Regions from separate parts of the Homo sapiens genome. Here region 1 is linked to region 2. The links are chromatin contacts, found by Hi-C or POLR2A ChIA-PET in ENCODE. All regions are on one chromosome and are shown on one strand. The core of a region is the stretch at or near the end of the contact, and the rest is flanking DNA. Distances in the headings are between cores, read along the strand shown.

Evidence for each region. Hi-C counts contacts between places; a loop is a spot of excess contacts on that map. ChIA-PET counts read pairs that join two places held with the same protein, here RNA polymerase II (POLR2A). Pooled maps may share reads with other maps.
Region 1: a map of GM12878 shows a loop between it and region 2 (3-fold over the local background). The contact joins the enhancer-like site here to the promoter of SLC60A2 in region 2. A Hi-C loop is called at or near these places in 3 of 168 maps with a recorded cell type or tissue (Caco-2, GM12878 and psoas muscle), 17 of 37 single-sample maps with no recorded cell type and 14 of 50 pooled maps. POLR2A ChIA-PET finds 5 or more read pairs at or near these places in 9 of 52 experiments (Caco-2, GM12878, HEK293T and 5 more).

Annotation. Positions count from the first base shown.
Region 1 is chr6:111,300,189-111,305,061 of GRCh38, forward strand. The region is part of intron 31 of REV3L (REV3 like, DNA directed polymerase zeta catalytic subunit); the gene reads right to left. Among named protein-coding and RNA genes, the nearest start is that of SLC60A2, 43 kb to the left of the region's middle. Within about 2 kb of position 1,883, at least 2 of the 41 ENCODE cell types and tissues checked have a DNase peak (open chromatin) inside an H3K27ac peak, as active enhancers do; they include GM12878 and OCI-LY7, where a contact is called at or near this core.
Region 2 is chr6:111,257,453-111,262,197 of GRCh38, forward strand. It overlaps SLC60A2 (solute carrier family 60 member 2), which reads left to right and starts at 1,887. Exons shown (of 4, transcript NM_153369.4): 1 at 1,887-2,275. The coding sequence starts at 2,249. It overlaps SLC60A2-DT (SLC60A2 divergent transcript), which reads right to left and starts at 1,760. Exons shown (of 3, transcript XR_001743807.2): 1 at 1,672-1,760. LOC124901378 (a long non-coding RNA gene) reads left to right here. Exons shown (of 2, transcript XR_007059708.1): 2 at 1-258. RefSeq lists enhancers at 1,537-1,596, 1,917-1,996.

The DNA of each region.
Region 1 (4,873 bases), core at 633-3,132, 43 kb after region 2:
GGAAAGTTTTTATGCGTGTATGCAAACAACAAATTTTTATAATCCCTACTTTCTAGACTACCACAGATTACTGGCAGACATACATTACAGAAACTTTCATTAATTTTAATCTCTTGGAAGCCTAGACTACCCTATGTTGAGACATTTCTAAAGGATATTATTTTGTAAAGATAGAGTACAAATTTCCCTAAGGATTCATTTAATTCCTAAGATTAACTTTCATTTACAATGGAATCCTATTAAAATCTACATAAGCTACCCAATTACCAAAGAATGTCTCTTACATGAACTATAAACACGTTTTCAAAGTACTTAGACTATATTCTCATATGCCAATCATAAAAAAGTTACTCTTTTTCGTATTCCAGAAGAGAAAAGCAACCTGCTGAAGCCACAGCAGAAAAACATAAATTGTGAAGATTTCATGGACATTTGTTAGTTCCCCAAATTAATACTTTCATAATTTCTTATGCCTGTCTTTACTGCAATCTCTGAACATGAATTGTGAAGATTTCATGAACATTTATCACTTCCCCAATCAATACTCTTATAATTTCCTATGCCTGTCTTTAATCTTTTAATTCCGTCATCTCCGTAAGCTGAGGATGTATATCGCCTCAGGACCCTGTGGTGATTGCGTTATCTGCACAAATTGTTTGTAAAGCATGTGTGTTTGAACAATATGAAATCTGAGCACCTTGAAAAGAACAGGATAACAGCGATTTGCAGGGAATAAGGGAGATAACCATAAAATCTGACTGCCTGCAGGGCCTGGCAGAACAGAGTCATATTTCTCTTCTTTCAGAAAGCGAATAGGAGAAATATCGCTGAATTCTTTTCTCAGCAAGGAATAACCCCGGGAAAACGAATGCATTCTCAGGGGTAGGTCTCTAAAATGGCCACTCTGGGAGTGTCTGTCTTATGCAGTTGTAGACACGGGATGAAATATGCCCTGGCCTCCTGCAGCACCCCCAGGCTTGCTAGGATTAGGAAATTCCAGCCTGGCGAATTCTAGTCAGACTGGTTGTCTGATCACGAACCCTGTTTCCTGTTAAGATGTTTATCAATGACAATGTGTGCCCAGCACGACATGGACCTTCATCAGTAATTCTAGTTTCACCCTGGCCTTGTGATCTCACTCTGCCTCTTTGCTGTTGTGATATTTTACTGCCTTTGAAGCATGTGACCCACTCCCTATTCGTACACCCCTCCCCTTTTGAAACCCCTAATAAAAACTTGCTGGTTTTGTGGCTCAAGGGGCATCAAGGAACCTGCCAACATGTGATGTCACCCCCAGAGACCCAGCTGTAAAATTTCAAAAAAAAAAAAAATCAAATAATGTGAATTTGAAAGTAGTGGTGCAGACCAGTGGTTCTTAACCCTGGCTAACAATGAGCTTAAAAATAAACAAGTGCCCCATCCCAGACCCATAATGAGTCAGAATCTCCAGGCATGAAAGCCTAAGAATCTGTACTTCTTAAGGCTTCCCAGATGATTTGGATGTATAATAAGATCTGATCTTAAGGAAAATAATAAATCATAAGGCAATTTTTAAAAAGAGAAGCACTATAATGTTTTACACAATGATCAATTTTTAAAAATACTTTAAAGTCTCAAGTTGCATATATAGTTAAAAAAAAGGTTATAAAACATGAAGAACATAAAAAAATTAAAAAGGATGCCAATGAAGACTCCAAAGGTTAAGAAAATGCAGGCCGACTTTCACCTGAATAGTGTAGACAAGTGATTTTAAAAAAGCCATACCAAATGGCAACAACTACTCTGGATTGTCTTTTAAGAGAAATCAAATACGCTCTAGTGAATTCTTTGATCTATATTTATCAAAGGGTTTCAGTTTCAGAGATGGCTCACAGGCCAGTGAAGTTTTGTTCTTTGCCCCAGTTATCTTCCAGTTAACCGAAGGGCACACTTTTTCTAAGTAGACTGGTTACTGTATCCAATATTATGATATTGTCACAAGCAGACTGCTTACAAACATGTGCTTCAGTATGCTCCATGAAGACTGAGTATGCTGTTCTATGATGAAGCCTTTGCTAATTAGATCTCTGCCAAGAGACTCAAATCTATTCCCAAATATAGAATTTCTGTATTACAGCTCTATGAATTGCAGTTACATTCAGGTGCCAGGACAAACTGATAAATATTTAAGCTCTTTCTGTGCTTGTCTGATAAATAAGCCAGGATGGAATTACTTGACTCACTAAATTTAACTCAGTGTTTAGTTTCAAGATCCTTTACTGGTTTAAACCCTGAGCATTATAGCTTGATTCAGGCTTACATTTAAAACTTTAGTGCCCCAACCCGGACATCTACTTTGTAGCACATAGGGAGGCAGGCACTTAAAAAATATCTGCTTTAATCTTTATTCTTTTTACTATCCTTTGGCTTTCTTGTTCAAAAAAAATTTAGTCAAGGCTGGGCACAGTGGCTCATGCCTGTAATCCTAGTACTCTGGGAGGCAGAGGCAGGTGGATCACCTGAGGTCAGGAGTTTGAGACCACCTGGCCAACATGGTGAAACTGTCTCCACTAAAAATACGAAAATTAGCTGGGCGTGGTGGTGCATGCCTGTAATCCCAGCTACTCGGGAGGCTGAGGCAGGAGAATTGCTTGAACCTGGAAGGCAGAGGTTGCAGTGAGCCAAGATTGCACCAACTACACTCCAGCCTGGGCAACAGTGAGACTCCGTCTCAAAAAAAATTTTTCAGTCAGATGCTTGCTTCATTTGCTTTCATTCTTTCATGTTTATGATTAACAGTGTTAAGGTGATGAATTTTTCTCTGAGGTCTGCCATCTAGAATCTGATTTGCAGTGTTTTCATTTTGTTTAACAGAATTTACAAGTGGAAGGATCACTTTTTTTTTTAGTTTGTAATTAATTACCATTTTATAGCATTGTATTACATTCATTTGTAATATTTCTACTTTTTGAAATGTACTGAGGCTTTCTTTTCTTTCTTTTTTTTTTTTTTTTTGAGATGAGAGAGAGCGTCTCATTCTGTTGCCCAGGCTGGAGTGCAGTGGCATGATCTCAGTTCACTGCAACCTCTGCCTCCTAGGTTCAAGTGATTCTCCTGCCTCAGCCTCCTTAGTAGCTGGGATTGCGGGTGCCCGCCACCATGCCTGGCTAATTTTAAATTTTAATTTTTATTATTTTATTTTTAATTTATTATTTTTGAAATGGAGTCTCACTCTGTTGCCCAGGCTGGAGTGCAGTGGCACAATCTCAGCTCACTGTAACCTCTGCCTCCCTGGCTCAAGCGATTGTCCTACCTCAGCCTCCCAAGTAGCTGGGATTATAGGTGCCTGCCACCATACCCTGCTAATTTTTGTATTTTTAGTAGAGATGGGGTTTTGCCATGTTGGCCAGGCTGGTCTCAAACTCCTGCCCTCAAGTGATCCTCCTGCCTCAGCCTCCCAAAGTGCTGGGATTATAGGCGTGAGCCATGATCCCCAGCCGAGGCTTTTTTTTTTTTTTTTTAACAGACTATGACTTTTTTTTTTTTTTTTTTTTTTTTTTTTTTTTTTTTAAGATGGAGTCTTGCTCTGTCACCCAGGCTGGAGTTCAGTGGTGTGATCTCGGCTCACTGCAGCCTCTGCCTCCTGGGTTCAAGTGATTTTCCTGCCTCAGCCTCCTGAGTAGTTGGGAGTACAAGGCTCATGCCACCATGCCTGGCTAATTTTTGTATTTTTTAGTAGAGCTGGGGTTTCTCCATGTTGGCCAAACGTTTCAAACTCCTGACCCCAGGTGATCTACCTGCCTTGGCCTCCCAAAGTGTTGGGATTACAGGCATGAGTCACCACACCTGGCCAGATATTTTTAAAACATTCTAGAAACACTTAAGAAGTATATTTTTTGGTACTGGGTTACAGAGTTTGATATATAATCACAAGGTCTGACTTATAATGTTTACAATTTCCATAATTTCACTTATTTCTGATCACTTGATTGGTCTTGGATTGAGAATGATGTAAAATCTCCTGTTTGGATGTGTTTCTAATTCTCATTACATCTCTAGTAATTTCTGCTTCATTAAAAATTTCTACAAATTAGTGCATGGGAGACATTTAAAACATTCTAGAAACACTTAAGAAGTACATTTTTTGGTACTGGGTTACAGAGTTTGATATATAATCACAAGGTCTGACTTATAATGTTTACAATTTCCATAATTTCACTTATTTCTGATCACTTGATTGGTCTTGGATTGAGAATGATGTAAAATCTCCTGTTTGGATGTGTTTCTAATTCTCATTACATCTCTAGTAATTTCTGCTTCATTAAAAATTTCTACAAATTAGTGTATGGGAGACATTCATTTGAACGTTCTTGAAAAACACCTCAAATTAAAATAGCTCTTGAAAGATGACAAACCATCATTATTTATAAATAGCATCGCTTTTTCTTTTTTTTTTTTTTTTCGATCCAAGGGTATACATGTAGGTTTGTTACATGGGTATACTGTATGATGTTGAGGTTTGAGCTTCTAATGATCCTGTTGCCCATGCAGTAAATGTAGTATCTGACAGGTGGTTTTTCAACTTTTCCTCTCCTCACCCCCCTTTTGGAATCCCTAGTGTTCATCATTCCCATCTTTATGTCCATGAGTACCCAATGTTCATTATATGTGAGAACATGCAGTATTTGGTTTTCTGTTTCTGCGTTAATTTGCTTAGGATAATAGCCCCAGCTGCATCCATGTTGTTACAAAGGACATGATTTTGTTCTTTGTTCTTTTTTTTTTTTTTTTGAGACAGAGTTTCGCTCTTGTTCCCCAGGCTGGAGTGCAATGCTGCAATCTCAGCTCACTGCAACCTCTGCCTCCCAGGTTCAAGCGATTCTCCTGCCTCAGC
Region 2 (4,745 bases), core at 637-3,136:
AATAAAGAATTGAGGTAGGGAGTCAAAACTTAGAAACCTGCAAGGGGATGAATTTCCTGGCTTTTTTCTTCTTTTCTTGTGGTTTGTCCTGAGGAGAGACCCCAGCTGGGAACTGTTGGGTGGCATGGGTAGCTAAAACTCGAATAGAAATCTCATCTTTCTGTGCTGAAAGGAAATAACGGTTAGCCCAGAACTCTATTTTCAGTGAAAATATTTTCAGGAATCAAAGTGAAATAAAGACATTCTCATATGAAGGAATGCCAGCTGACCTGCTCTAAAATAAATGCTTGGCGGGCCGGGCGCGGTGGCCCACGCCTGTAATCCCAGCACTTTGGGAGGCCGAGGCGGTCGGATCATGAGGTCAGGAGTTCGAGACCAGCCTGACCAACATGGTGAAACCCCGTCTCTACTAAATAAAAAAATTAGCCGTGCGTGGTGGCACGCGCCTGTAATCCCGGCTACTCAGGAGGCTGACGCAGGAGAATCGCTTGAACCTAGGAGGCAGAGGTTGCAGTGAGCCGAGATCGCACCATTGCACTCCAGCCTGGGCGACAGAGCGAGATTCCGTCTCAAATAAATAAATAAATAAATAAATAAATAAATAAATAAATAAATAAAAAAGAAATGCTTGGCGGGGCATGGTGGCTCATACCTGTAATCTCAGCACTTTGGAAGGCCAAAGGCAGGCGAATCACTTGAGGTCAGGAGTTCGAGACCAGCCTGGCCGACATGGTGAAAACTCGTCTCTACCAAAAAGCGCCACAACACTCCAGCCCGGGCGACATAGGCTCTGTCTCAAAAAAGAAAACAAACAAACAAAAAAAAAAGTGGGGGTGCGGGTGGGGGGAAGACTTAATGACTAAACGAATAAGTCTGGAGAGACGGGTTGCAAGGGATGATGAGACTAAGGTTTGTAGTCTGGGAGCCTAAGTGGATGAAAGTTGGAAGAATCAGGTGGAAAAGAACATTTCAAATAGACCACAAAGAAAAGTATATAACATTTTGAGGCTGTGGTACGCTTTGTTAAAGAGCAAAAGGAAAACAATTCCTCAAATCAGGGGGGAGGGATAGCATTAGGAGATATACCTAATGTTAAATGACGAGTTAATGGGTGCAGCACACCAACATGGCACATGTATACATATGTAACTAACCTGCACGTTGTGCACATGTACCCTAAAACTTAAAGTATATAAAAAAAATTCCTCAAATCGATGCCACGCTCCACTTCTTTACAACGATGGAATTATTTCAGGAATTGGAATTATTTCAGGAATTGTGTTTGAAACCACAGCTTTGGATCCCGATTTCTTTCTTGAGCTACTGTTACACTGTTTATATACGGCCACTAATTCGATGACTGAGCTTGGGCAGATTGTTAATTATTTTCTATGACTTAATCTTTCTATCTGTACAACGGGGATAACGTGGAATTTGGAGTGTTGTGAGGGTTGAGATAATATACGTGATAACTTACACAATGACGTTCAACAAATACTTGTGGAGTGAAAGATGCGCGATTCATTGACAGATCTCAGGGATTTCAGAAAGCTGTATAAGGACCAGCTCTTCAGGCTCCCTTCGCTCCCCAGGAGACCGGGGAGCCGGCGCGAGGCGCTACAGTGTAATTCTTGGCCCCTTTTCCTCATAATGGTTTGGCCGCATTTTTACCTCTTGATTTCCCTGGTCCCAGGCTGCAACTTCAGCTCGCTCCGCCATGGGGCGCACGTCCGCCAGCCTCTGTGAGCTCAGCTAAGTATGATGCCTAGGCTAGAGAGCTACGTCCGGTCTCCTAGGCAACCATATCAACTTCCGGCTTGAGGCACGATAGCGGTTGGCGAGAGGCCACATTTCCGCCACGTGACCCGCGCATGCGCCTGCTTGCTGGAGAGCGAGCGTCTTTTGCCACGAACACCTGCGGCGTGCCGAAGTTCCTCTTCTCTGCCCCGGTTCCGGGCGGTCCGCTGGGAGGTGGCGCCCGGAGGGACACCCGTGCCTGGGGTCGGGGCCAGTGCTCTTCTCGGAGCTCCAGAAGTTCTGCTGAGAAGCGCGGCGGCAGCAAGACGACTTCTCCGGAGCCGCCGAGCTGGAGTTAGAGGTGGAGCTCCGTGGGGCCGGGCCCCCGGCTGCGGGGCAGCGGCTCCTGCAGGCGGAGGCCCCGGCGGAGAATGAGCCGGAGCCGGAGGTGGTGGTGGTCTCCTGGCAGAGCGGTGGGACCGGGAGCAAGCTGCGGTGGTTCACCACCTTGATGCTGTGTGCCTCCTTCCTGGGGCTGGTGAGAGCCGGGGCTGCAACACTCCCAGGCCGGGGCGTTCGAGTCTTGCCTTCGCCACTTGCAAACTGACCTTGGGCGCGTTACCTAATCTGACTGGGCCTCAGTTTCATCATCTAGAAAATGGGCACAATTCTAATCTTGGAGGAAATAGATTTTCTGAATACGTCTTTCAGCTCCAGCAAGCTTTTTTTTTTTTTTTTTTTGACGGAGTCTCGCTCTGTTGCCCAGGCTGGAGTGCAGTGGTGCGATCTCGGCTCACTGCAACCTCTGCCCCCAGGGTTCAAGCGATTCTCCTGCGTCAGCCTCCCGAGTAGCTGGGATTACAGGCGCCTGCCACTAAGCCCGGCTAATTTTTGTATTTTTAGTAGAGACGGGGCTTCGCCATGTTGGCCAGGCTGGTTTCAAACTCCTGACCTCAGGTGATCCGCCCACCTCGGCCTCCCAAAGTATTGGGATTACCGGCGTGAGCCACGGCGCCCGGCCCGGCAAGCCTTCCTACGTCTCCTTCGTCGGATGGGAAGGTTGCAAGAGGGGTTCACCAGGTCTTTGGCCGCTGCTCTCCGCACCCACCCACTCAACCCCCAAATTATTACACAGAAAAACTACTTTTCTGGAATTTCTTCCTGGTGATCTGACCAAATTCAGCCAACCGCTTAATTTTGCAGATAAGGAAATAGGCCCGGAGGGGAAAGTGACTTTCTGGATCACACAGCTGGTTAAGTGATAGAGCCAGAAATATGTCTTTTACTCTGCCCACCATCCTATTTATTAATAAAACCAACCTTTAGATTCTTAAATGTTTTTCTTGGAGCAAAGGGCAAGCCTAGAGGCGCCTTTTGCCAAACCCCTGGGTCGCCACTCAATTCACTTTTCGGAAACCTCCTCCTTATCACTTGATAATTATGATCCTGGGGGAGTTGAGAGGATGAGTCCTCCCAAGAGTCATGTGTGGTCACTTACCATCTCAGGGACTCTGAGCCACAGTTGTTTCTTAGAGTATTTTGATTGGGGGCGGTGGGGAGGGGTGAAGAAAGAAATCACTTCAGACTTTTGGTGAGTCGTCACTGACTTGTCCGGTCCTGTTGTAAATCCTTTGAAGACATGAACTAATTTGATTAGATTCTGTGCTCAGGCTTCTCTCGAAGTACGAGGTGCTTGCTGTGCACCTGGGCCCATAGTGGTCCGTGGTCTTGGACTGTTACGAGTTGGGCAGGGGGCGCACCCCATGCATTTAGAGCAGAGCAGGGCAATTAGAATCAGTTATTCTGGAAATGTAGACTGATTGGAAACATTTTTTTCTTTAAATGTCCAATGAATTTCCTCTGAAAGTCAATTGTAATCCTTACCTCTTGCTGACACTGCATTGAGTAAAGTTTTATTGTTAAAGTCATTCTGTACTTGGGCGTGTAATATTTTTTAAGCAACCTTTACTGACTAATTCTGATGGCGTGGAAGAAAAGTGTAGATTTAGAAACATTTAAATTGTTTATCTCCTGTATGTTTTATATGTATAGTTCAGGGGAAGGACTCCATGTGCATCCAGAAATATTGCTGTTTAACAACATAAAAAACAGGAATCATATTTTGATGTTTTGATCAAGGTTTTGACGTTTTCCAGTGGCTCAGTCAGAACTCACTACAGTCTCGACCTCAGGGCTTAAGCGATCCTTCCATCTCAGCCTCCCTAGTAACTGGGACTACAGGCATGCGCCACCACGCCTGGCTGATTTTTTTCATTTTTATTTTTGTAGAGATGGGGTTGCCTAGGTTGATCTCAAAACCCTGAGCTCAAGCAGTCCTACCATCTCTCCCTTCCAGATTGCTGGGATTACAGGTGTAAGCAACCACACCTGACTTAATTTAATTAATTAATTTATTCTTTCTGAGACAGAGTCTCGCTCTGTCGCCCAGGCTGGAGTGCAATGGTGCAGTCTCGGCTCACTGCAACCTCCGCATCCCGTGTTCAAGCGATTCTCCTGCCTCAGCCTCCCGAGTAGCTGGGACTACAGGCGCCCACCACCATGCCCAGCTAATTTTTGTATTTTTAGTAGAGATGGGGTTTCACTGTGTTGGCCACGCTGGTCTCAAACTCCTGACCTCGTGATCCGCCTGCTTCGGCCTCCCAAAGTGCTGAGATTACAGGCGTGAGCTACTGTGCCCGGCCAATTTAAATTTTTAATACCCAAATTCTTATTTGTGCATGTAATATATTTCAAAATGTACGAAACCATTTCAAAAATAGTTTTAATATTACATTTTATTAATACAGAATAGTCTTTTAAAGGTATTGTTCAGAAAGGAAACAGGATTGCAACAAAAAAATAATTTTTTAAAAACTGAGAGGTGTCAAAACAAAAAAAAAATAAGAGTTTTAGTCAAAACTAAAAAAACAGTAGTCTAATTCCCTACATTACATTGTAAATCCCAGACCCTCCGCCCCCCTTTTTTTTTATAGTGGAAGAAACTACCA